2 separate regions of the Mus musculus genome follow, and region 2 is linked to region 1. A link is a loop called in an ENCODE intact Hi-C map of the cell type or tissue named here. Cell type or tissue: left cerebral cortex. All regions are shown on one strand. Each heading gives the region's core, and the rest is flanking DNA. Links, peaks and the distances in the headings are about the cores only.

The links. A loop is a pair of places that touch in the nucleus more often than their neighbours do. Peaks named below come from ENCODE experiments on the same cell type or tissue, not always from the same donor. Only the 100,000 strongest peaks of a DNase experiment are listed, where the experiment ranks them.
Region 2: it touches region 1 in a loop (5-fold over the local background); 6 of 42 quality-filtered maps call a loop at or near these places.

The regions. Positions count from the first base shown.
Region 1 is chr5:88,784,986-88,801,433 of GRCm38, reverse strand. It overlaps a transcript of Slc4a4 not described here. Among named protein-coding and RNA genes, the nearest start is that of Dck, 28 kb to the right of the region's middle. In left cerebral cortex, for the core only: a CTCF peak has its summit at 9,716 (motif pointing left); DNase peaks (open chromatin) are centred at 9,712 and 10,473; H3K4me3 peaks cover 417 bases.
Region 2 is chr5:88,882,974-88,890,973 of GRCm38, reverse strand. It overlaps Slc4a4 (solute carrier family 4 (anion exchanger), member 4), which reads right to left and starts at 3,714. Exons shown (of 27, transcript NM_001359211.1): 1 at 3,650-3,714. In left cerebral cortex, for the core only: CTCF peaks have their summits at 1,443 and 6,718 (motif pointing left); DNase peaks (open chromatin) are centred at 3,318, 3,994 and 6,721; H3K4me3 peaks cover 2,749 bases.

The DNA of each region.
Region 1 (16,448 bases), core at 5,245-13,244:
ATTGTAACTTCAGTTCCGTCCTAATAATATCTTCCCTGTGGGGAGCTCAAAGATTATGTTTTCATTTTATGCATGCATGCAGTGTGGGTGGACTCCTTGGGACCTAGCCCTGTCTTCTGCAAAAGCAAGAAGCACTCTGAGTGGCTAAGGCATTGATCTCTTTAGGAAGAAATTAGAGTCACTGAGTCGGAGGAGTTAGGCAATGGAATGCTAAGGCATCCCTTCTGTGGGAATTTAAAGATGAAGACTCTAGAGCTGGAGAGGTAGCTAGGGAAGAAGGGTACTCGGAAGACCTGAGTTTGGATCTCTGGCAGGAGGAGGAGGAGGAGGAAGAGGAGGAGGAGGAGGAGGAGGAGGAGGAGAAGGAGAAAGAAAGAGAAGGAGAAGGAGAAGGAGAAGGAGAAGGAGAAGGAGAAGGAGAAGGAGAAGGAGAAGGAGAAGGAGAAGAAGAAGAAGAAGAAGAAGAAGAAGAAGAAGAAGAAGAAGAAGAAGAAGAAGAAGAAGAAGAAAGAAGGAAGAAGGAAGAAGGAAGAAGGAAGAAGGAAGAAGGAAGAAGGAAGAAGGAAGAAGGAAGAAGGAAGAAGGAAGAAGGAAGAAGGAAGAAGGAAGAAGGAAGAAGGAAGAAGGAAGAAGGAAGAAGGAGAAGAAGAAGAAGAAGAAGAAGAAGAAGAAGAAGAAGAAGAAGAAGAAGAAGAAGAAGAAGAAGAAGAAGAAAAGAAAGAAAGAAAGAAAGAAAGAAAGAAAGAAAGAAAGAAAGAAAGAAAGAAAGAAAGAAAGAAAGAAAGAAAGAAAGAAGCAGCAGCAGCCAGGCATGGAGCTTGAGCTTGTAATTTTAACTACTGTACAAGACAGACAAGGAGTTTTTCTGGGGATTGTCGGTACCAGCCACACCAAGAATTTGCAGCTCTTGATTCAGTGAGAAAGCTTATCTCAAGAGAAGGCAGAAAGTGACAGAACAAGATGCTGTACATTATCCTCTGGGCTCTGAACATGGCAGCCATACATAGGTATGTATAAAATACACGTGCGCACACACACACACAAGAGTGAGAGAGACTCATACTTTATAGCTTTTTAATCTGAAGAAACCTGCGTCCAATACAATTAGGACATAGATGAAGTTAGGTGTAATGGTACCGGAGTCAGGCATGAGGACACAGCAGGTAAAGGCATTGGATGCCAAGCCTGATAACATGTACTCAATTCCCCGGAGCCCACACGGCAGCAGAGAACAGAACCCTGCATCGTGTCCTCTGGCTTCCAACTGCACAACATGGTACACACACGTACAATGTTTAAATTTTCTAAAGAAAGAGATATAAAGGGTAATTTAGGTTATAAATAAAGATGGCACTGCACAACAGTGGGGAAAGTAGTTTTTAAGGAAGTATTGAAACAATTAGAATAGCCAACTATGGGGAGATTTTATGTTATGTCCTTCATGCCAACACAGATTTTCAGTGCATCAAAGCTTTAAACATTAAAAACAAGAGCATAAAGTACCTGAAACAGAATAAATTTATAAACAATAATACTAAGTATATAAAACATGAAAATTATAAATTCAGATATATTCCATACTACTGAAAGAAGAACTGAAAGACATTTTGCATCGGAGAGAAAAGAGAACAACCTTGCACTGTGACAGGAGTCCTGCCGCACACCACTTGGCAAGAGTAAGATGATTTTAAGAGGCTGTATCTTTGACTCAGAAGTTCCGCATCTATGAATTTATCATATACAACAGATAATGGAGAGCGGTGAGAAGAGGGGTGTGTGTGTGTGTGTGTGTGTGTGTGTGTGTGTGTGTGTGTCAGTGTGTGTGCCTCTGTATGTGTCTGTGTGCCTGTGTGTGTGTCTGTGTATATGTGTGAGTGTATGTGTAAGTGTATGTATGTGTGAGTGTGTGTGTATATATGTGATAGAATGAGTGTACATGAGTATGTGTGAATGAGTGTGTGTGAATGAGTGTGTGTGAATGTGTGTGAGAAAGTGTGCATGAGTATGTATTTATGCGTGTGAGTGTATATATTTGTGAGTGACTGTGTGAGTGTGTATTCTGAGTCAGTGTGTGTGTGTGTCTGTGTGCACACATGTGTATGTATTCAGAAGTATCTGAAATACCAAAATAGAACAAGTGGGATACATGTATAAAATTCAATCACATACATACAGCCTTTCAAGGGTAAGACAAACCCACATAGTTTGAAATGATCTCTTAGAGTAATGTGCAGTTACATGGAGAAACAGTGAGCTGCGAATACTGTCATTGGTTATGCTTTGTGTTTGTGGGGGAAGGCTTATACTCATGAATCTTTTGGGTAGGCAACAATGACCAGGAAATTAAGAAGAGATAGTTGATGTTATAGTATGTCCATTTATGGATTTTCTGTTTTATGAAATATGCATATAGTTTCTATTCAATAGTATAGAAAATAGCATTTTGATACGTTAAAAGTAATCACTGTTTGTTGAAATGCCTTTACTGAGCCCCAAACTATGGAAATTGAGGAAATGTGTTTCTTATATTGTTGGATGAGAACATTAAAATCTAGGTGCCAGTCATGTCATTCTACCAAAATTTAACAACATAAACCAGTTACTTTGGAATTTCTATTCGCTCTTTGAGAATTCTATACATGCCTACAAGGTATCTTGCTCATATCCATTCCCACCCATTTCTTCTCTTAGTCCCTTTTCCCCATGAGCTACCTATTTACAGACTGCCTGAAACTTACTCAGCAACCGAGGCAGCAAAAGAAAGCTGTTCATAGCGTAGACAGATCTGTTTATTAAAGATTTCTCAGAACTTTGGCTCTCAGCCTCTTACCCCATACTACACCAAAGCTCAGAGGCCACTCTGTAGCCTGGTCTCTATGGTCCCTTTTTCAGTCGTTCTGACTTGAGTGGGATTTTTTTTCTCTGTTTATGAAAGTATTCGGTAATTGTTTTACATTCTACTCAGAACTTTGGTTGCTTTTTAGTACAACTGGGAAGCCCAAATATCTTCCTCATCATATTGCTAGAAATCAAACTTGTAAGACGGTATCCCTCTTCCATGTTAATCTTAAAAAACAGTCTTTGGCCAGGCAGTGGTGGCATACACCTTTAATCCCAGCACTCAGGAGGCAGAGGCAGGCTGATTTCTGAGTTCAAGGCCAGCCTGGTCTACAAAGTGAGTTCCAGGACAGCCAGGGGTACACAGAGAAACCCTGTCTCGGGGGCCGGGGGGGGCAGGGGGGGATCCAGTCTTTCTCTATGTGGGCTCAGAGTAGTATTATAGTTCCCTTTGCATTGGCGATTGGTCATACAACTTACTTTGCCCAATAAAATGAAAAGAAAAAGATCTATGTCACTTTTGGAACAAAACAAGACTCAAGTGGTAAAGGCAGCTGACCAGGGTTCGATTCTCAGGGTCCATGAGGTAGAAGGAAAGAAGTAACTCCAAGTTGTCCTCTGACCTCGGTTCACATGCCGGGGTACTCACCTGTCCCACCCAACTCCAAAATATATGTGTAAATGTAATTTTTAGATGTTCAATAAAAAAAAAGTGTGGTGATCCTAACACCACCAAGTTACAGTGACAAAACTCAGCATCGTGGCTTTTCTGGTAGCTCACTGTTCCCAGGAAGGTGCCCTTGGGTACCTGTATGGTACTAAAATTATTCTGCTGAGTTATTGTTTGTGTGTGTGTGTGTGTGTGTGTGTGTGTAAAATCTGTTTTATATTCATAGTGCTTGGTTTCATTTGGTTTGTTTTTTGTTTCGTTTTATTTTGGGTTTTGGGTGGTTTTTTTTTTTTTTGAGACAGGGTCTCACTATGTGGCCCAAGATGACATCAAACTCTGGATCCCTGTTCCTCTGCCTCCAAGTACTGGATTTTGAGCATGCACGTACCACCAATCTCAGCTTAAATTCACAATCGTTATATAAATTATAACTCCACTGTTAAAAAGCTAGCCTAGGATTTCTTTTTATCCAGCCGCAACCTACTTGGGCCTACATTATCCACATTCCTCTCCTTCTCTCCCCCACAAGCTCAGAAAATTCCAGCGCCAGACAACACAAACGCAAAGTCACAAGGAAAGCAGAAACACAAATATTTTTAACTAGTGGGAAGATCAAAGAAAAGTCAATAATGAACTGTGGCTTCATCAAACATTTACAGAGAGCACTAAGACACCGAACAAAAGAACCAGTGGCCGAAATGTATATTAGGAAGCATTGTATTTGATTTAGAGCAATTTCTTCTCAAATTTGCAATTGGCCTTTAAGTCATTTAAGTGTAACATTATGTTAAGAAATTACAATGAAAGTTTGGTTCATTGTGGTCTCAGGGAACTGAAATCTGCTTGGAACACATGTCTGAAGTTAGGAAGACATATTCTTTCCTTTTTGTGACCTCTATGTGTTAAAGCAGCTGCCAAGCAGGCTGACAACACCCAGAAAATGCATTTATGTTCCTTTGCACACCAAATGTGCTTGTTGCTGTCAGAAACAGACATTCCTCATCCACATCGCAACCCGGATCGCTCTCCTCTCAACAGAAGTGGACCGCAGGGAGGGTAAAGAGCAAAGGAAAGTCAGGCCAACAGTGGCCTAAGTCAACGACCTCTGGGGAAAGCCCTTTAGATCCTCCTGCCAGAAGCTGCAGTCCAAGGACTGCGGGAAAGCCAGGTTACTGGTAGACAAGCTGCTTCCGAGAGGGCCAGTGGCAGAGCAGAAGGACCTGCCTCAAATCCAAGATCATCCTGCAGTGGACTGCGTGGACAGTCTGCTGAATGAGTTCGCAGCGATACGAAACCATCAATAAATCAGACACCAAAGGGGGGGGGGGAGAACTTGATAGTATTAATAGCAATTATTCCCAAGTTTGTTAACAGCTTTCTTGAAGGAAAAATGACAAAGAAAATGTAGAAATTATCCCAGCCCTTCTGAGGTGTATCTCTCTGGAGTCGTTTCTGTCATGAAAGACTCTTAGAAATCTTTAAACCTTTTTCCGTCTCACTGTGGGGAGGCGCGAGTCCTCTAGAGGGAGGCAGCTGTGAGATTGGAGCAAAGCAAAGCACTTGTATCTAGGGTATCTCATTTTAAAAAAAACAATGCCTTTCACTGGCTATAAATCAGGCGACAATGCCTATCTTAGAAGTTTATTAGAGAGAATACAGATGTTTTTCACCCTGTAACCATTTACGTAGATAAAGTTGTGAGAGAGGCAGTGTTTCCAGGTGGGAAGAAAAAGGCTTTCCATTCCGAGATTCTGGCTCAAACAAATCAAAGCAGTGTCACTTCACCAAGTGAAGTCCTTTGAACCTCAGTGGCCCTATTTAGACTGTTACCAGGATTAAATATTAACATCTGTGAAGGCCGACTCACTTCACAGATACTCAGTAGATGACAATTACCTTCAGAGTCTTCTACTTTCTCATTATTCCCCTTTCATTTATGGAGTTAACAAAAACTGATTACCCGTTATTGACTTATGGTAAAATGGTAACAAAAACCTATAAGCCCCATCTTCATGGAGTTTGCATCAGTAGAGAACACACACATAGGAGAAAAAAAAAAAAAAAACAGAAACAACAATAATGAAAATAGGCCAGCACAGCACAATTTTATAATGTGTGGCAAGAAGGAGCGTATTTGGTGCTGTGGTTAACACAGAAGAGAGACACTTCATTCAGCCTTAGGCCAGAGTTTCGTGGAGAAAACTACAGCTGAAAACTGAGGGAGGAGTTGGAGTCTGCTAATGAAGCGCAGGAGGTCAGGAAATATTTTCAAAGGCCCAGAACTGGGGGAAATTGGGTTTGTCCCTTGTTCTGGGATACAGCAAATTCTCCTTTACATCTTTCTGGGTTTGCCCCAGATCATAAGTATCATGGTGCATAGCCTTCCCACTGACCATAGCCACAGAAAAGACACTCTCTCCAGCCCAACTCCCACCTCAATCAAGTATAAATCGCATCCATCATCCACCGGTCGCAAAGCCAAACTCCTGGTTTTGTGGTCCGATAATTCATAATGTGCACTCTTATTCCCATCCAGGGATGATGCTCTGACAATGGCAGTGGACTCGGTGGTGGATAAACACCATTCATATCTACCACGATCTTACAGACCAATTAAGCAGCAGCAACGTGTAGTTACATGTTACATGAATTAACAAATGTAACTAAAGACCAAATAAGCAAAGATCATGATGAAAATAAATATAAGAACTCAGCTCTAGCTTGAGAGTGGTATTTTCACACTGGGTAGTGAGGCATGTGTACATAGCAGTATCAACAGTTGCATCAATAAGTTCATTTTCTGTCAAGCCAATATTTGGAGACTTACTATTATATTATCACACACCAGGTATGTATCCAGACAAAAGAGATCACCTATTTTTGTTAGCTGAGAAAGAAGGATTTAAGAACTGGATGACAAAATATATAAAGACGCCTTAAGTAACAAACCACTCTATAAACAGTCCCTGTACTCTCTTTACAAGAAAGTTACACCTGAAATTTTATCTTTGCTTTGACATTATTCTGAATGCTTATTCCTTTATGTATCATTGAGTTTCTAATAACAAATGTAAGTAAGTAAGTAATACTTTGCACCTAATGGTTTTACTATACTTAAGACTAAGCTAACAAAATGAGCCTTTCTCAAGCCCTTAATGAGGAGAAAAAAATTACCAATTTTGAGAAAGCTATGAAAAAGTCAAATCTTCTTAAATACACAATTATTCAAAATAATTGTACAGCTTAAAATAGGACTGGCCTTAAATTAACAAATTTGTGTGCATATTAAAATACCAAATATTATCAACTATAATAAAAATATTTAGCACTGAACATTTATTAATTTGTATAACAAAATTATTCAGCTATGATAATTTGACCATTTATCAGCAAAGAAAAAATAGTGAAATAACAACACAGGCAAATAGAACCACAGACTTGGTGCATAAATGCCTGATAATAGAGATTTGGACTTCTAACAAAAATGATTCAAAGCATATCCTTACAAACTACAAATAAAACTGATCAGTGTCATAGCACGCCCTTTATGCAAGCAGATGGGATATTAGATTTCTCTATTTACCTTCTACATATTTGCTTTTGAATTCATCTAACTTAGTACATCAGTCCTAAAACTGGTTCTCTCCAGGTGCTCTTCCCATGCCGTTCGTGACGTTTCTCTTTCTTTCCATGTATTTGATCATAAAAGGCCATAAAAACGCATGCAATATTTGAACCTGTAGATGGAAGGTGTCTGCATCTTTCTCTGAATGTATTTCCCTTGATAATAAATGGAAATCAAATTAAGACAGAGATTCCTAGTTCCGTCGTCACTCCCTACTAAGACAGAAAGGTAGATAGACATACACCATGTCTTTCCTGCTGCAGATGTCTACTACCCTAAATAAAAACGCTTATGGTTATACTTACAGTCCGGACCCTTCAGACGGTCTGTAGTGATGTCCTTTCAGCAATGATGTCTGGAAAAATCAAAGAAGTCCACCTTCCCTCCTTTTCAGCTCCTAATATCTTCTGAAGGATGCAGGCTCAAGAGTTGCCAAATGAGAAGGGGGAAGGCAGCCAAATAGGGACTCCTAGCCAATCTCAAAACAGCAGGTCATGGCCAACAGACCATCTCTCTGCTGTTCTCTCTCTCTCTCTCTCTCTCTCTCTCTCTCTCTCTCTTCCTCCCTTGTCTTAAGAGTTAGGAACAGTTCTTTTTCAAAGTTGATGTAACACAAAGATCTTTGTATTTCTTCTGTATGAAGTGATCAGTAGGGAAAACTTACAGCAAGGAAAATGCAAAAGTCATGGCAGTTATTTCTTCTAGCTTATTTTGTTTATTGGTGTCTGTCTGTCTGTCTGTCTGTCTGCGACTCACAAGCATGTGGAGGTGAGAGAACAATTTCAGTAGTCAGTTCTCTTCCTCCGCCTTTACGTGGATTCTGGGCATCCATCTTGAGTCACATCCATACTCCAGGCTCACTGGCCCATCGGCTTCCAGGCAAGCCTCAGGTCTGCCTTCCATCTCTCTGTCAGAGTACCAAGATGCGCATTTGGCTTTTTACAAGAACTCGGACACTGAGCGTGGGCTGTCGGGCTGAGCCTCCCTCCTTTATGGCTGAGCTAGTGCGGAGGCCCTACTGCTGATCGATTCACTCTGCTTCTCATCTGTTAGGAAGAGCAAAGCAAGCGTGAGTTGGGAATCACGCGCTGTCTTTACATTTGATTTCTCTTTCTTGGAGCTTCCTGAATAATAATTATTAGCATTTCTATGTATCATAACAAGCAAAGGCCTTTCAAGGCTTTTACACTATTGGCTCTTTAAAACAAGCCTGTACCTTGGAAAAGTTCTACTGCCACAACTTGCCAAGTAAGAATACTGAAGCTCACAGAAGTCAAAGCTTGCCCAAGGCACAGCCAACTAAGAGAGAGTTGTCCTCCAAGTCTACATCTCTCTCTCCCTCTCTCTCTCTCTCTCTCTCTATATATATATATATATATATATGTATGTATGTATGTATATATATATATATATATATATATATATATATATATATCCTAAAGATGTCAAAATAAAACAGTTTTTCAGATTTAACATTTATGTGGTGCCCTACCCATGCAGTTGTGCTATCCCCATGGCTCCTCCTCCTAGCGCCTCCTTGTCTGCCTCACTTTCTTCTTACCTCATTTTTTCCTACAGGGATCATTTTAAATTGATTTCTTGATTCTCGTTGAGCTTGCTCTATTTTGAACTTTTCTTAACTTCAAGATAGAAAGGGGGAAAAGACACATCAAAAGGTTCACGTTCCCTTTAGTTCCTACTGCATGAAGGTTTACCCAGGTGCCTGTCCTCTGTGTTGTTCCTTTGATCACTCCAGGAATAGTGGATTCATTACCCTAATCATAATAGTCGCTTACCCAAATAAGAGAAGAGTAATAGTTTCTTTTACAAAAATAGAGCATACATGGGGATGGTTAGATGGCTCAGTGGGTAAGAGCACCCGACTCCTCTTCCGAAGGTCTGGAGTTCAAATCCCAGCAACCACATGGTGGCTCACAACCATCTGTAACGAGATCTGACTCCTTCTTCTGGAGTGTCTGAAGACAGCTACAGTGTACTTACATATAATAAATAAATCTTTTTTAAAAAATAGAGCATACACACACACACATAGGTATTGGGAGTTACTTTTATTTGAATCTATCTTCTAAAAAGGAACACAAAAACCTTTATCTGCCTTGCTTTAAAATAACAGGTAACAGAGTCAGACATGTTAGTGCATGAGGATCCTAGCAGCACCCAGAAAGCCAATGCAGCCAATTCCAGGCCACCATGGCCTACCCTGAGCCCCCACCCGTGTTAGACAGACTTTGATCAGCATGATAAACTAACGAAAAAACTCGGAATTTTCCTTTGGCCTGCATGTTCAGCCAATTGGCTGGGAGTGAGGGTATGGTAGACGCAGACTTTCATCCCGGAAGCCAGGAGCTAAGAGAATTCTTCATTAGTAGGCTTCCTTTTTATTCCATTCAGGACTCTAGCAAACTAGATGAGGCTGCCAACATCCAAGATAGAGCTTTCTCCCCTTAAATAACCATCTCAGGAGGGGTTGGGGAAATGGCTCAACAGTTAAGAACATTTAGCTCTCAACAGCAGTAAGCCGGGAGTTCAAGTGTCTTTAACTCCAGCTCCGGTGATCTGATGCCCTCTTCTGGCCACCCCAGGCAACTGCATGCTCATAACAAACCACAAACGTGAAAGCTTACATGCTTTTTAAAATAATGTTTATAGGACTGAGCTTGGGGGGTGGGGGTGGGGGTCCCAATGGAGGAGTTGGAGAAGAGACTGAAGGAGCTGAGGGGGTTACAGCTCCATGGAGGGAGCAACAGTGTCAACAGGTCAGACCCCCACCCCGGAGCTCCTGGGGACTGGACCACCAAACAAAGAATACACATGGAGCAACCCATGGTGCTGGCCACATATGTGGCAGAGGATGGCCTTGTTGGACATCAGTGGGAGGAGAGTCCCTCGGGCTGAGGGTCTTCAATGCCCCAGTGTAGGGGAATGCCAGGGCAAGAGGATGGGAGTGGGTGGATGGGGGAGCACCCTCATAGAGGCAGGGGAAGGTGAAAGGGATAGGGGGGTTCCAAAGGGGATACCTGGAAAGGGGAAAACAATTGAAATGTAAATAAAGCAAATATCCAGGGGGAAAAAACCTCTTACACAGGATTGGCAGATTTAAAGATGTATTATGCAAAGGATGTTAAGTGCTTGGCACAGGGTTAGAGCTCCGAGCATGTTAACTGTGGGGACTTGGGGTAGAAGTGGAGGGTAACAAATCCTTTCTCACAGGGATTTCTAGGCTGACGTCAGTTAAACCCTGACATGAAGTTGATAAAATAAAACAAACAAAACGTTTTAGTGAAAGCAAACGTTCATTTAGGCTACAGTTCCAGAGGGCTAGAATCCAGAATGCCAAGGAGGAAGCACAGCGTCAGGAATGTCTGAGAGCTCACATTTCAGATGGCAAGCAGTAGGTAGAGAGCTTCTTTTGAAGCCTCAAGCTTGCGGCCAGTGACACATCTGCTTTCTGGGGAGAACTGTGATGTAATTCTGGGTGCCGGTTCTTGTTTTCTCTACTTCTGAGGTCTTACCCAGAAACTCTACCCGTGCCGATATCCTGAAGTGTTTTCCTTGTCTTATTTTGCTTCCAATACGGCTTTGCTTAGGTTTCTTTGGCTATTTGAAGTCTTCTGTGAATTTGTGAATTCTGTGAAGTCTCACATGAATTTGGGCTGTTTTCTCCAATTATTCAGTTATTCTTGGTATTAAAAGTCACTGTGAGAGGATGTGCCTAGCCCTGCAGTGACTAAGGTGGGGGAATATCCAGGGGAGCCTCCCCTTCTCAGGGGAGTACGGGTAGAAGCTGTGTGAGGGAGGCACTGGGAGGCTGATACTGGGATGTAAAGTGAATAAATTAATGAATGAGTGAAAAGCTTAAAAAAAAAAAAAGGGTCACCCACTGTTACACTGGAGCCTAAATCTCCTTTTTATGTCTATCAATGTTTTTTTTTTTAACTAGGTACTAGTCCAACACTTGGCATATAAATTTACATATATGTGTGTGTGTGTGTATCAAAGATTTATTTATTTTATATATGTGAGTACAGTGTCTATGTCTTCAGACACACCAGAAGAGGGCATTATCTAATTAGTGGGTGGCTTTCCTGAGGGTGACACCCAAAGTAGTTGTCCTCTGGCTGTCACCCAAACACAAGCATACACTTGAATACACACACACACACACACACCATGTTGGGAATGAGCAAAACTCATTTCCTATTAATCCCATCTACATCCCCATGTAAGACAGTTTCTTAATGGTAAGACTATGAAGCTGAAAATGCTTCCCAGTTTTCTCTAATTCTTATGACCTATAAACAATCCATCGACACTTACCGTTTTAGCAAAAAGGTTTACATTCACAAAGGAAGAACTCTAATTTTTTTACAATATTAAGATACAAAGATTTATATTCAACACTATTCAAATAATAAAAGTAAATTATGAACTAATATCCCTTAATAATTTTAAAATTCATCCAAAGGGAGAGTAGTTGCTAATATGTTTCTCCTTTATCAGCCCCAGCATATAGGAGAAGCTTAATACATACTTGTTAATGAGGAAATCGAATGGGGAATGAATTACTTAAGACATCTTCCCAAATATCTCACCCTCCGTAACAATCCTGCTCTTCAGATGTAAGCAGACAATAGCTTAGCTCGCTGCACACTTAGGAGGGGAGGGAGGAACAGCATCCACACTGCATCCACTTAAAAGCACAGGAGGGGTCTTGCTGCAGCTCCGCTTTACTCAGGCTTCTGTCCTGAGGCAGGGGCTCACAATACAGCTCAGGCTGACTTTGAACTCACGATCCATTCAAAGTGACTGGATTACACCCAGCTCATTCCTTTTTACTACTGCACAGAATCACTCATTTTCCATGTTTCCAACAGTCAGCATGTTAAATAAGAGGAAATAAAGATGCTGATAATAATGCTTACTTTGCATGTTCATCTTGCTCCTTTTCTGACAGGGTCTCGAGACATAACCCTAGTCGGTCTGGAACTATCTAGATCATTAGCCTCAAGTTTTTATCGGCCAGTCTTCCACTGCCTCCCAAGTGCATAGGATGATAGCTGTGTGCCACTCTGCCACTGAGCACCGTTTAATAACTGACATATATATTACACTTTTTTTAATATTTTTTATTACATATTTTCCTCAATTACATTTCCAATGCTATCCCAAAAGTCCCCCATACCCTCCGCCCCCACTTCCCTACCCACCCATTCCCATTTTTTTGGCCCTGGCTTTCCCCTGTACTGGGGCATATACAGTTTGCGTGTCCAATTGGGCCTCTCTTTCCAGTGATGGCCGACTAGGCTATCTTTTGATACATATGCAGCTAGAGTCAAGAGCTCCGGGGTACTGGTTAGTTCATAATGTTGTTCCACCTATAGGGTTGCAGATCCCTTTAGCTCCTTGGGTACTTTCTCTAGCTCCTCCATTGGGAGCCCTGTGATCCATCCAATAGCTGACTGTGAGCATCCACTTCTGTGTTTGCTAGGCCCTGGCATAGTCTCACAAGAGACAGCTACATCTGGGTCCTTTCAACAAAATCTTGCTAGTGTATGCAATGGTGTCAGCGATTGGAAGCTGATTATGGGGTGGATCCCTGGATATGGCAGTCTCTAGATGGTCCATCCTTTCGTTTCAGCTCCAAACTTTGTCTCTGTAACTCCTTCCATGGGTGTTTTGTTCCCAATTCTAAGGAGGGAACATAGTGTCCACACTTCAGTCTTCATTCTTCTTGAGTTTCATGTGTTTAGCAAATTGTATCTTATATCTTGGGTATCCTAGGTCTTGGGCTAATATCCCCTTATCAGTGAGTACATATTGTGTGAGTTCCTTTGTGAATGTGTTACCTCACTCAGGATGATGCCCTCCAGGTCCATCCATTTGGCTAGGAATTTCATAAATTCATTCTTTTTAATAACTGAGTAGTACTCCATTGTGTAAATGTACCACATTTTATGTATCCATTCCTCTGTTGAGGGGCATCTGGGTTCTTTCCAGCTTCTGGCTATTATAAATAAGGCTGCTATGAACATAGTGAAGCATGTGTCCTTCTTACCGGTTGGGATATCTTCTGGATATATGCCCAAGAGAGGTATTGCTGGATCCTCCGGTAGTACTATGTCCAATTTTCTGAGGAACCTCCAGACTGATTTCCAGAGTGGTTGTACAAGCCTGCAATCCCACCAACAATGGAGGAGTGTTATATTACACTTTTAAACTGTCTGTTTTATGGGCTGTTATTTATTTATTGTGGTACTGAGGATTAAACATAGTGACTTGCACACGTGAGGCAAGTACTGTATCTTAATTCCTATATGACCCTACTTTAGATAAAGACACTGGAATCCATAGCTGCAAGACAGTAAAAAGCAATGCCAACATTTGTAGGTTACATTGTTGTCTTGGAAGCCGTGTGTGTGTGTGTGTGTGTGTGTGTGTGTGTGTGTGTGTGTGTGCGCGCGCGCGCGCACACGCCTGCTACTTTTGTAATGTTCAATGTATTAAAGCTAATGTAACAACTGCTGGTGTGGATCAAATAAATGCGAATGTAACAGGACATGACAGGGTCTGTTTTTTGCTCTTATTGGTGTTTGTACAAAATAACAGTTTCATCATGACACTCTCATCCATGGATGCAGCATATTCCAAGAAGATTCACTCCAGCGCTCCCCATCCAAGAGTCTAATTTAACATCTTTAGTTGTTGCTCATCAACCAGCTGCATGAGAGAAAACATGTGTTGTCTGAGTCTGGCATACTTTGCTTAGTATGATGGTCTATAGTCCCACCCATTTTCCAGCAAATGACTGAGTCTTCCTTACCGCTAAAATTCTATTGTATGACATTTACTCATCCATTGATGGGCAGGGTAGGTGCATGTACAAGCATCACTATTGTACCTGACTTAAGACGTTTGGGTAGACAGCCAGGAGTAGAATAACAGATGGTAGTTCTATTCCTAATGTATTGAGGACCCCTACACTGATTTCTGGAGTAGCTGAACATTCTAACAGTATGTTTTCTCCAACCTACACCATTCTGATCCACCTTTCTTGTCTGCTACTACAGACTGGGGTGAAATGGAATCTCAGAGTAGTTTTAAGTTTTTCCTTTATGTTAAGGAAATTGATTATTTGTATTTATTGGCTATTTGCACTTAAAAAACATCTTTTGTGTATGGGTATTTTGCTTGTGTGTTTGTATGTGTGTGTGTGCGCTCACACATGCACACACCTGTAAACACTGAGGCCAAAAAGGGGAGGTCAAGTTCCTGGAACCAGAAGTACAGCCAGCCATGAGCTACCACGTGGGTTCTAAGAGTCAAACCCAAGTCCAACAGCGAGTACTGTTAGCTGGTGAGCCATCTTTGCAGCCCCCATTTACATACCTTGAGAACTGTGCTCCATGCAGCTGCTCGTTAATGATTAAAATCTTTGTTCCTTAGGTATTTAGTTTTAAGTCTGTATATTCTATTACTCTCACGTCAGAACAGCTGGGAACGATCTCCCATGCTACAGGCCACATGCGCTCTGGTAATGTCTCTTCTATGCAGCAGCCTTTCAGTTTAATTTCATCATGTTTGTCAACTTTGTTACATTCTGGTGCACTGTCCCTTTCAGACCATAGCCTCTCTATGCACGATGACACTCATCTCCTGGAATCTATCTCAACATTTCGTAAGCTAAAGCAAGAAGACTGAGTTTGAGACCAGCCCGGTCTACATAGCAGACACTGCCTCAAAAACAACTCATAATCTGTATCTTGAAATGTTGTGCCTGTTTCTATGAGTAGTTTCCGCGTTTCATTAAGGGTTTTTAATTACTTTGAGTAGATTTTGTTCAGGGGGAGGGACGGGGATCTAAGCCTTCTACATGTGAATGTCCACATTTTCAAGCATCCTTTGTTGAAGAGGTTGGCTTCAGAAGGTTCTTGATCATGTGAAAGTCATTTCATCTGTGAGCTATCTCTGGGTCTTTTCTCTTCCTATCAGTCCATGTGTCTGTTTTTATGTCCATACCACAGTCCCTGTGACTATAGCTATTTATATTTGCTAAGGAAACTGGTCACCAGCAATGTTTTCCTTGTCCCACCTCGTTGTGTTACCTGGTTTGGGTATCAGGGAAGTATTGGTTCCATTGAGAGACCTTAGAAGCGTTCCCTTTGCGTTTTACGAAACAGTTTTCAGAGTGTCAGCATTTGTTAATTCTTTATCCATCTGGTAAAATTCAAAACTGAATCCGTCTGGCCCTGGGCTTGGCTTTTGGGGGCGATGATTACCTTTCATTCTTGCTAGTTTCCGATTGCTTAGGCTTTCCATATTAAGCAGTCCTGAGTCTTCGGGGTCTAAGGATGTTCTTTTGAATCTGAAATGTACTCCCACAAATTCATGCTTGGTCCTATCAAGGCTTGGTGGAACACACCTTCAATCCCAGAACTCAGGGTGTGAAGATCTCCGAGTTCCAGGCCAGCCTGGGAACAGAGAGTGAGGTCTTACTCATTCTTTGGGAGATTATGTAAACGTTAGAATGTGGGATCTGGCTAAAGAAAGGTCTCTGGGAATGGGGCCTTGTATATTATCTGTGGCCCTTCTTGTAACACCCACAGGTTTGTGGTTAGCCGTAAATAGCTCTCCTCTGCCACACACACAATGTTCTGCCCAGGAACCAAATGACCATGGCCTGGACTCTCTGACACTGAGAAATAAGCATTTGGTCACAGTGACACAAAAGTAACTACTACAGCCTGAGTCTGCGTCACATTACGCCCAGTCTCCTGGGTTCACACTGCTCGTTGGGCTAGTCACTCCCTTAGTAAATGAAAATAGGGAGACTTTTAGTACTGGGAGACAGAAAATTCTTCTGTCCTTCCACACTTGAGGCATTTGATTATAAAATCTCACAGGACAGCCTTCCTCTGCCCAGGCAGCAAGCAAAGTAGGAACAAAGAGTGGTCCCATCTCTAGGTCTGTGGACATGATGGGACCAGCTGTCTCAAGCTCTTGGTGCTGTCTTTACTGCAGAGACTAGAATCTTAATTGTGAGCCAAAATAAACACGTCCTCCCCTAAGCTGCTTTTTGTCTGGGTAATTTTATCACAGCAATAGAAAGGAAACTACTAAAGTTTATATAAGTTTTTATATATAATTCTGAAGTGTAATTTTTGTCATGATATGTAACATGGTTAAAGCTAGCTAATTATGATCTCAAATATCATGTCTGGTGGTTGAGGATGCTTACAACTTACTTAGTATTTAAAAATACATTATTGGAGCTTGGAGAAATGACTTGGCAGGTGT
Region 2 (8,000 bases), core at 1-8,000, 95 kb before region 1:
TAGCCCTCAAGACTGAAGTTCGGTGAAAACACCGAAACGGAGAATTAAGCAGGGCCACACCTTCAGCACTGTAGCATCTCAAACCTCAGCCCTGAAGCAAGTGGGCACTGCTGATGGGCAGCACGGCCTAGGGGTGATGAAGATCACATTAAACGAGATGAACTTTCATCTGTTTTACCCTCTTCCTGTGTGACTGAAATAACACCCATCCTCTTCACCATTGTCCTTCAATGAAGATGTAGCAGTGGTCTGCAGATAGACTGTGAATGCTAGCCTCCACCAATAACTACCCAGGGAGTTTTTTTAAAAGTTCACTGTCTTGGTTTTTTGAGTCTCCCAGCTAAGTATAAAAACCTCTTCCATCTGCTTGATTTTCAGGGAAGAAGACTGCGTTTTGGCTCCCACAAACAACACATGAATAACAGTTTCACCATAACTGTTGTTACTATTTCCACTGCCATCCGTTTTCGATACAGCTCCTAATTCAGGGGCAACAAAGACATTATTACTAAGGAGTCTACCCCTGTGCACTTCCTGTAGAAGACTAGAGGAAGCATTTTTCCCTCTCCCATCTCACAGCAGGTAAATAAAGGCATGGCCATTCACACTCTCATCTTCCTTTGGGGCCTTGCCAACTGTCTTGGCACTCTCTGCTGAGGCCAGAGAAATGCAGTACAAGGCATAGCCTCGGAGCCATTGTGATAGTAGTCAATGTGGCTGAAGATAAAATAAAATGAGCCACCTCTGAATTTGTGTGGTTTTGTGTGTAACTATGCAGATTAGACAGCGCTGTGTGAAAAAGTATCCACATCTATGGCTGGAAAAATAGCTAAACTCGTGCAGTGGTGGGTACATGAAATGACTTCAAGTTAGGACCCAAACATCTATGACCAAAATGTACTAAGTGTCTGAACGTGAGGAGTTAAGCAAAAAATATTTGTATCCAACGTACCCCTGACCTTATATCAAAGAAACAGAATTTATCCCCTAAAATACCTATATGCAAGAGTCATAGTATCTAGTTTGGTAAAGTCCTATTTGGTTCCTGGGTCTTCTCTAACTGTTCATTTTTGCTAAAGGGTTCCATTAAAAACAAATTTCATGGGTCTTCAAGTTGTCCTAAAAAAAGCAACATCAAATAAGATAAGTGGTCTGTTTACAGCTTCCTCGGACCAATCAGTCATGTACCCTGATCTCTTCCATTTTGGAATGGAAAAAAACAACAAACAAACAAACTTGGAAACCTTAATCATCTTCCACTTGTTCATTCCAACCGAGACCTGACTATGCATCAAATCCAGACTTAAGCCTTTATTCCTAGCGTTTAAAAGGAACATCAGGGAACAAGCTGACAGAGTATCCTGGCCACACTTCTGCAGCAGTGCATTCTCCCAGGACTGGCTCCCCTAACAATAGCAGTCCTCATGGACTGCAGCGCCCTCAAAGGCAGGCAGGGAAACCTGATTACCTACAGTGATTCACCAGTGTGTTTCCTTCCTTAAGTGCTGTTTTCCTTTAAGTTGTGAGCTAGAGACTATCGTGCATGTTATCAGAACAAGAGATCAGAATCTTCAAATTGCACTTGCCAGAGCTCAGTGAAAAATGAGATTACCACCAGGGTGTGCTGGGAGATGTCCCAAAGGTTGCCTGGCTTCCAACACATTTTTTATTTTTTTTTCCTTCCACTACAGTTGCCTGTCTTCCTTTTATACAGTATCTCTATAAATCCAAATGTCTTCGTTTAAAATGATGGCACTTGTTGTCATACACTGCGAGTTCTCTTATGTTGACAAAGTGAACCAAACGGAACACATCAGCAAATTGAGCATACTTCTGGCCACCTGAAAAGTGCACCTGCCTTGCATGTCTTCAAAAATAGTCCTCAACCAGATAATGATACTGACATTTTCATGCTGTAAGACAGAAAGGGATGAGGCTTTCTGCTTTCTCAAATATACCTGGCACTACCAAAATATCCCATTTTCTGTCTCTCACCCCATCCATATATGTGCCCTATACCTCAAGAATTCATAGCAGAAGTTTCCTATCCTACCTAGGTATGGGAGTTTTGTACCATCTCACCTATACCTGGAGATATGGTAAAAACTATTAAATTTCACCATTTAATGTGAGAGATCAGAATCCTGTTTAGATTTAACTTTAAAATGAAAGTAAAAGTTTTTCTCTGCTATGAAAGCTTTACAAAGCAGGCACGCTTCCTTTGAATGAAGTACAAATAGCCCCAGTCTAAGGTACAATAATGACTGGAAAGTATTTCGCTAATGTGACAAACACAAGGACCAGGGTTCTTAGAAACATTTATTTTTAAGTCTTTGAGCCGCTGAGCACAGGACTGGCTGCCAGAGAGAATCTCTTCAAATCACAGTGAGTATAGGCACTAGTGAGCAATACACACTTCCATTCAGATAATATCGCAACCCTAAGTCCCTGATTAAGAAAGGGAAGTTCGATGCAGCGCCTTAAGAAAGAGCCTTTCCAGGATTCGAGACTGTGTTATTGCAGCCCAGCGTCGGGGAGTTCTCACCCAGAGCAAGTCTGTCTAGCACTGAAGTGAAAAGGGAGAGAGAAGTTAAGTGGCAAGGGGAAGAGAAAGGTGCTTTGAGCACTTGAACTTCAGACTGGAAGAACTTGCTGCAGGCAATCTTGCTGAGAAGGTGGGGCCTCTAGGAGTGGAGAAAGGCAAAGCTACACCTTTACAGGGAACCGAGAAGGGCTCTACTTGCTAGAGCCAAGGCAGACATGCTTTCTTGGCGTTTCCCAAGTTGAGGGGTTTTCTTTTCCCCTTTTGTTCTCGGAGAACTTTCCTCTTTGTGGAGCCCGCTGCAGTTAGTTGCTGTCGCTCGGTGGCTGTTCTTAACAGACTGGCAAAGGCTGAGGGCAATGCACTTAAGAAAGGAATCACCTGTCCTTGCCAAGATGCACATGCTGCCCAGTACCTGAGAGAGAGCTCCACGGTCGCCAGCCCACAGAAATCCCAGTTTAACCTCTGACTCCCCCCACCCCCTTGCAAATAAATGTGTGCCGCTTGCAGAGAATCTGCCTGACTCACCCCCGCCTCCGGCGTGCCAGGGAGAGATGCAAGTGCCCGGTCCTGGAGCGGACAGTGAAGTAGGGACCACGGCCTCGATGGCACTATTGCCCCAACCTCCAGAGCTTAAGGATCTGGAGGTGTGTCCCCCCTCAAGCAGGTTCCCAGCCACACCGCGACCACCCGGGCTCAAGGAAACACAGTGTCACTGCTCTTGAGCCCAGCCCGGGCGTCTACTGGCCCCACAGTCGTGGCAACAACGCCCGGTTACGTGCAGGCGGCTATGCAGTAGGGGGAAAACAGAACCACCCAAAGTCGTCATCTGAACGCTTAGACAGAATAAAAAGTACTTTTTCCGCAGCAACAGCAGCGGTGTCCACACTTCTCCGGCGCCCAGCCCAGGGGATGCCTGGCCCGCCACTGACCTCTCTCTCTCTCTCTCTCTCTCTCTCTCTCTCTCTCTCTCTCTCTCTCTCTGCGTCCCTCCCTGGACGCACCGAGGCCGCCCGCGCGCCCTGCGGGACTGCCACCCAGTGCCCACCCCGCGGGCGAGGCATGGGGACGTGGCCGACCCTCCCTGCCACCGCTTGGGCCACTCACCTCCTGGGGTCGGGCTTCCGTCGCTCCTCCAGCTTGGCGACCGAGTGTGAGGCTGCAGCGGCCGCCGCCGCCGCTGCCGCCGCCGCCGCTTTCGCCGCCACCTCGGCCGCCGCCGCCACCTAAGCTCTGCCCCGCGCGCCGCCGGGGCTGGGAGGCGGGGGAGCGCGGGGACCCGGGCGGCGTGGGCTGGGAAGTTGGCGCGGCCGGTCGCAGAGCGCGCGGGGCAGCGGTCGCAACTTTGGCGCCGGGTGGGTGGCTGCGCACTGTGCGTCGGGGAGGCGGCCGAGGGGCGAGGGTGGCCGCGGGAGGGTCGGCCCCGCGGGGAGGGATCGGCGACGCGGAGCAGAGGTGCTGGCCTCGGGGAGGGGACGGCGGCGGCGGGGCGGCTCCGCTCTACTCTGCCTCCCGCAGTTCCCGCGTGTGCGCCCGGCTCTCTGTGTGGCTGCCGGGAACCGACGCTGCAGCCGAGGCCGGGCTCGGGGATGGGCTAGGCGGCCGAAGCTGTGCGGCGAGCGCGAGCCCGCGATCCATATTTAAAGCGGCGAGTGGCCACGGCCGGCCCCCTGCCCTGCCCTCGCTCGCGCCCGCCCGGCCCCCTCGGCTCCCGGCCGCCGCTCCGCGTCAGCCGCCCGAGCTTCGGAGGAGGGGAGGGGCCTCTGGCTGCGCCGCCCTCGCCGGGGGCTCAGCACGCTGCGCCCTCCCGGGGCTGGAGGGGGCATCTGGCCCCCGACCCCGCAGTCTCGCCTTGCCAGGCTTCTCGCAACCAGAGATAGGTTCAACTTTTCACCCAGATGGCCTCAGTCCCCCCACATGGGAAGAACCTGAAGTTGCCTGCCCAGATCATTCCGGATGCTACTCTACAAAACTTGGCGTGTGTTGGTAAAGAAAGTGTTGTCAGCGCCCATATCAAGTCACCAGTCATCTTTTTTGACAAAGAATGTCTGGGGGACACAGGAGTGTCATTGGTGGCTTATGTCTGAATTAAGGAAACACCCTCAGCCATCTAAGCCAGGTTCTTACATTTGCAAAATGATCTTTCATATTTACTATGCTGATGAAACTAATTAAATACCCCCTTGCCAAGCAAATCACAATTATGTCAATAGCCCAGTACGACTGCCGTCAGTCCTTTAAGGTGTGAGCAGTTGCCAGCACAGACACTATCTAATGTTCTGAAAACTCCTGTAGAGTGGCCATTTAATGGGCTTATGCCGCATATCATATGGTGCAAGCATGTCTGTGTTTCCTGTTCATGCATTTTGTATGTGAAAGTCACCGTTGAGCCACCCAAATACATAAGCACGGGAGAAGTCACTTCACATACTAACTCTTGCTTCCAACACTTCTAACATAGGTAATAAGATGCTTGAGAAGGGGGACTTTGGGTGTAGAGGTAAAATAGGTTAATAGTAGAATCACTATTTTTCTTCCTTTCCTTTCCTTTCCTTTCCTTTCCTTTCCTTTCCTTTTCTTCAGTATCTAGAACTAAAGAAGATACATGGTGTCTCCCCTGGGGTTGGAGAAGCAGATACAGAGGTTGTGTTTGGGGAAAGCTGGTGTGTATAAAACCCTTACTCAACACTCAGCAAGCACTGGGAACCACCCCAAGTTGCCTAATGTCTGAAATTAAAATGCACTAATGTCATGTGTTTGGCTGTTGTCATTTCTGGCTTACGTTCATGTTCACACATTCTACAAAACCTACGGCAGCGATAGGGGCAATTGAGAAGTGAAGGTGGAACAAGACATGATCTTTAAATCCCCCCTGAGCAATTATATTTTGTCTCTAGGCTAATGTTTAAAGTAACTGTCACTCCTAAACACACAGCAAGACTCAGCAACCCCAAAGCTCATGAGCAAAAAAAAGAAATCACTTTTGTATTAAGAATTTGCCACTGCTGATCAGCAGTTTTTCATGCTGTGGATTATGTATTTCAACATAGCTGGCAATTTCTCATTATAGTCGTGAACCAGCCATGAATAGTCAGCTTTAGTGACTGTCTGAGAAAGGAAAAGTCCAAGAAACACATTTCCCATGTGCTTGGCTGCAAAATACGTCAAAATGCCCTTCATGCAAATTGATAGGTAACCCCTGGAGGCACCTTATTATCAAGATTGGCAAGAATTTGCCCTGTAAGGGGGTACAGAGCTGGTGAGCAGGGTGGGGGTGGGAGGCGAGAATGAGTACTGTGGAGTGAAATTTGGTATGTGTCTTAAATTAATGAGAAAAGAATTGGCCTTGGCTGACAGCCTGCTAGCCCTGTTATCACTCTCCACTTGGTGTTTGCGATCCCACAATTAAAAAGGCATGTTCCATTTCCTTTCCTATTGATTACTGTCCAGTAATAGAGATTCGTGTGCTTTCCTTGGAAAGGTCATGATTAACTTTTTTTTAACTCTGTGTGTGGTCGGTCACCTTTGCTTTTGCCATTCCAAGCAAGGACAATAAATACTGATCGTCTTGTTTTTGGTTTTGGTTTTGGTTTTTTTTTCCCCCTCCGAACTTGTCCTAACATATGCCCTATCACCTTTGATTCCTATAAACACAGAGAAAGATTAATTTGCTCTTTTTCTCCTATGGCTCACAAAGTTTGAGGATGAAAAGAGCAAACAGAAAAGTCTGGGTGTGGTAGAGCATACCTGTAATTCAACATGGAAGACGGGCTTCAGGCCAGCCTGGGCTACAGAGTGAGCCCAAAGGCAGCCTGGAATATATTGTAAGACTTGTCTCAATAAAACAACACAATAAAGGAAATAAGAGGTCCTGGGCTTTAGCTCAATAGTAGAATGCCTGCATAACAGGAGCAAGGTCTGGGTTGAATATCCAGGGGAAAAAAAGAAAGAAAGAAAAGATTGGTGGAATTAGTATAATCCTAACTGGTAATGGCTTGTTTGGTTTCTGCCCAATAGTTCCCTGTGCTTTATAGCCTTCTGAACTACCTACCCATTTACTATTTAGTTTATTAATCAAGTTTCTTTCCCACCTATGGTCCTAGTAGAGACACAGAGAAAACTTCCTGCAGGAAGCTTTGTTAGAATGACAAGCACCATCTAGTGGCGGCAGGTGATGAAGCCTCCTGCCTCAGATAACACAGATAAAAAGTTCTGAGGCCCTAGCCCTGGGCCCATCAATGTACAGCATCAAAGGAGAGCATGATACATACCAACATTACACAACTAGTAGGCTTGCTGTTAATCGTGGAGTGGAAGTAGGCCACGGAGCTGCCCTGCAGATAGGATTATCACAGTAGAATTTTTCTCAGTCTTTGTGTAATTTTGACTAGGTCCTAAAGACTTCTGTATTTAAGTTGCTTTTATTTCATAGAATAAAATTTTAAAAAAAAAGTGGTGCTTGCTGCTACTTATTCACTAGACAGTAGAACCTATAAGCATATTTTATTAGAATCTTTTCATTATTTTATCAGGACAGAAAAATAGCAGTACTATTGAATTTATCCCGAAGTTATAAAAATAAATGTAACATTCAGACAAATCTCCTAAGAGACCTGTACTGCCTGGTTTTATGTGTCAATTTGACACAATCGAGAGTCATCAGAAAGAAAGGAGTCTCAGTGGAGGAAATGCCTACATGAGATCCTGCTGTAAGGCATTTAGTCATCTCAGTAGGGATCAGTGGAGGAAGGCCTAGCCCATGGTGGGTCCTGAGTTCTATAAGAAGGCAGGTTTAGCAAGCCACAGGAAGCAGGCCAGTAAGTAGCACCCCTTCGTGGCCTCTGCATTAGCTCTTGCCTCCAAGTTCCACCCTGCTTGCATTCCTGTCCTGACTTCCTGGAAGTGTAAGTGGAATAAACAGTTCCCTCCTCAACTCGCTTTTTTAGTCATGGTGTTTCATCTCAGTAATAGAAACCCTGGCCCTAACTAAGACAAGACCTAAACAAAAATGAGGTAATGGATACACTGTATCTTGTTGCCTACAGAAGTTAAGGGCTGATAAAAAGAGTTCCTGCGTTTGGAGTTCTTTTTAAATAGGTCACTCATTTGTACAAGTTCGACAAGTATTTTGTTACACGGTTTTCTTTGTGCTGATATTTGTTTTGACTTGGAGCTGTTTTGCTAGTAAACACTATTGCAACAAAGATTCATTGACGTTGCTATTCCTATGTCAATGTAGCCACCTCCTTAACTGAGAGCAAGAAACATGGGCTTTTCCTTCTGGTTCTTTGCAACTAGTCTGGTATAAACCTGAAAGGGTATGGTCAGAGGATGAGGAGAAGGGAGGAGGGAGGGAGGGAGAGAGAGCGAGAGAGAGAGAGAGAGAGAGAGAGAGAGAGAGAGAGAGAGAGAGAGAGAGAGAGAGAGAGATTTGATGATCTTCCATTTTCCTTTTACT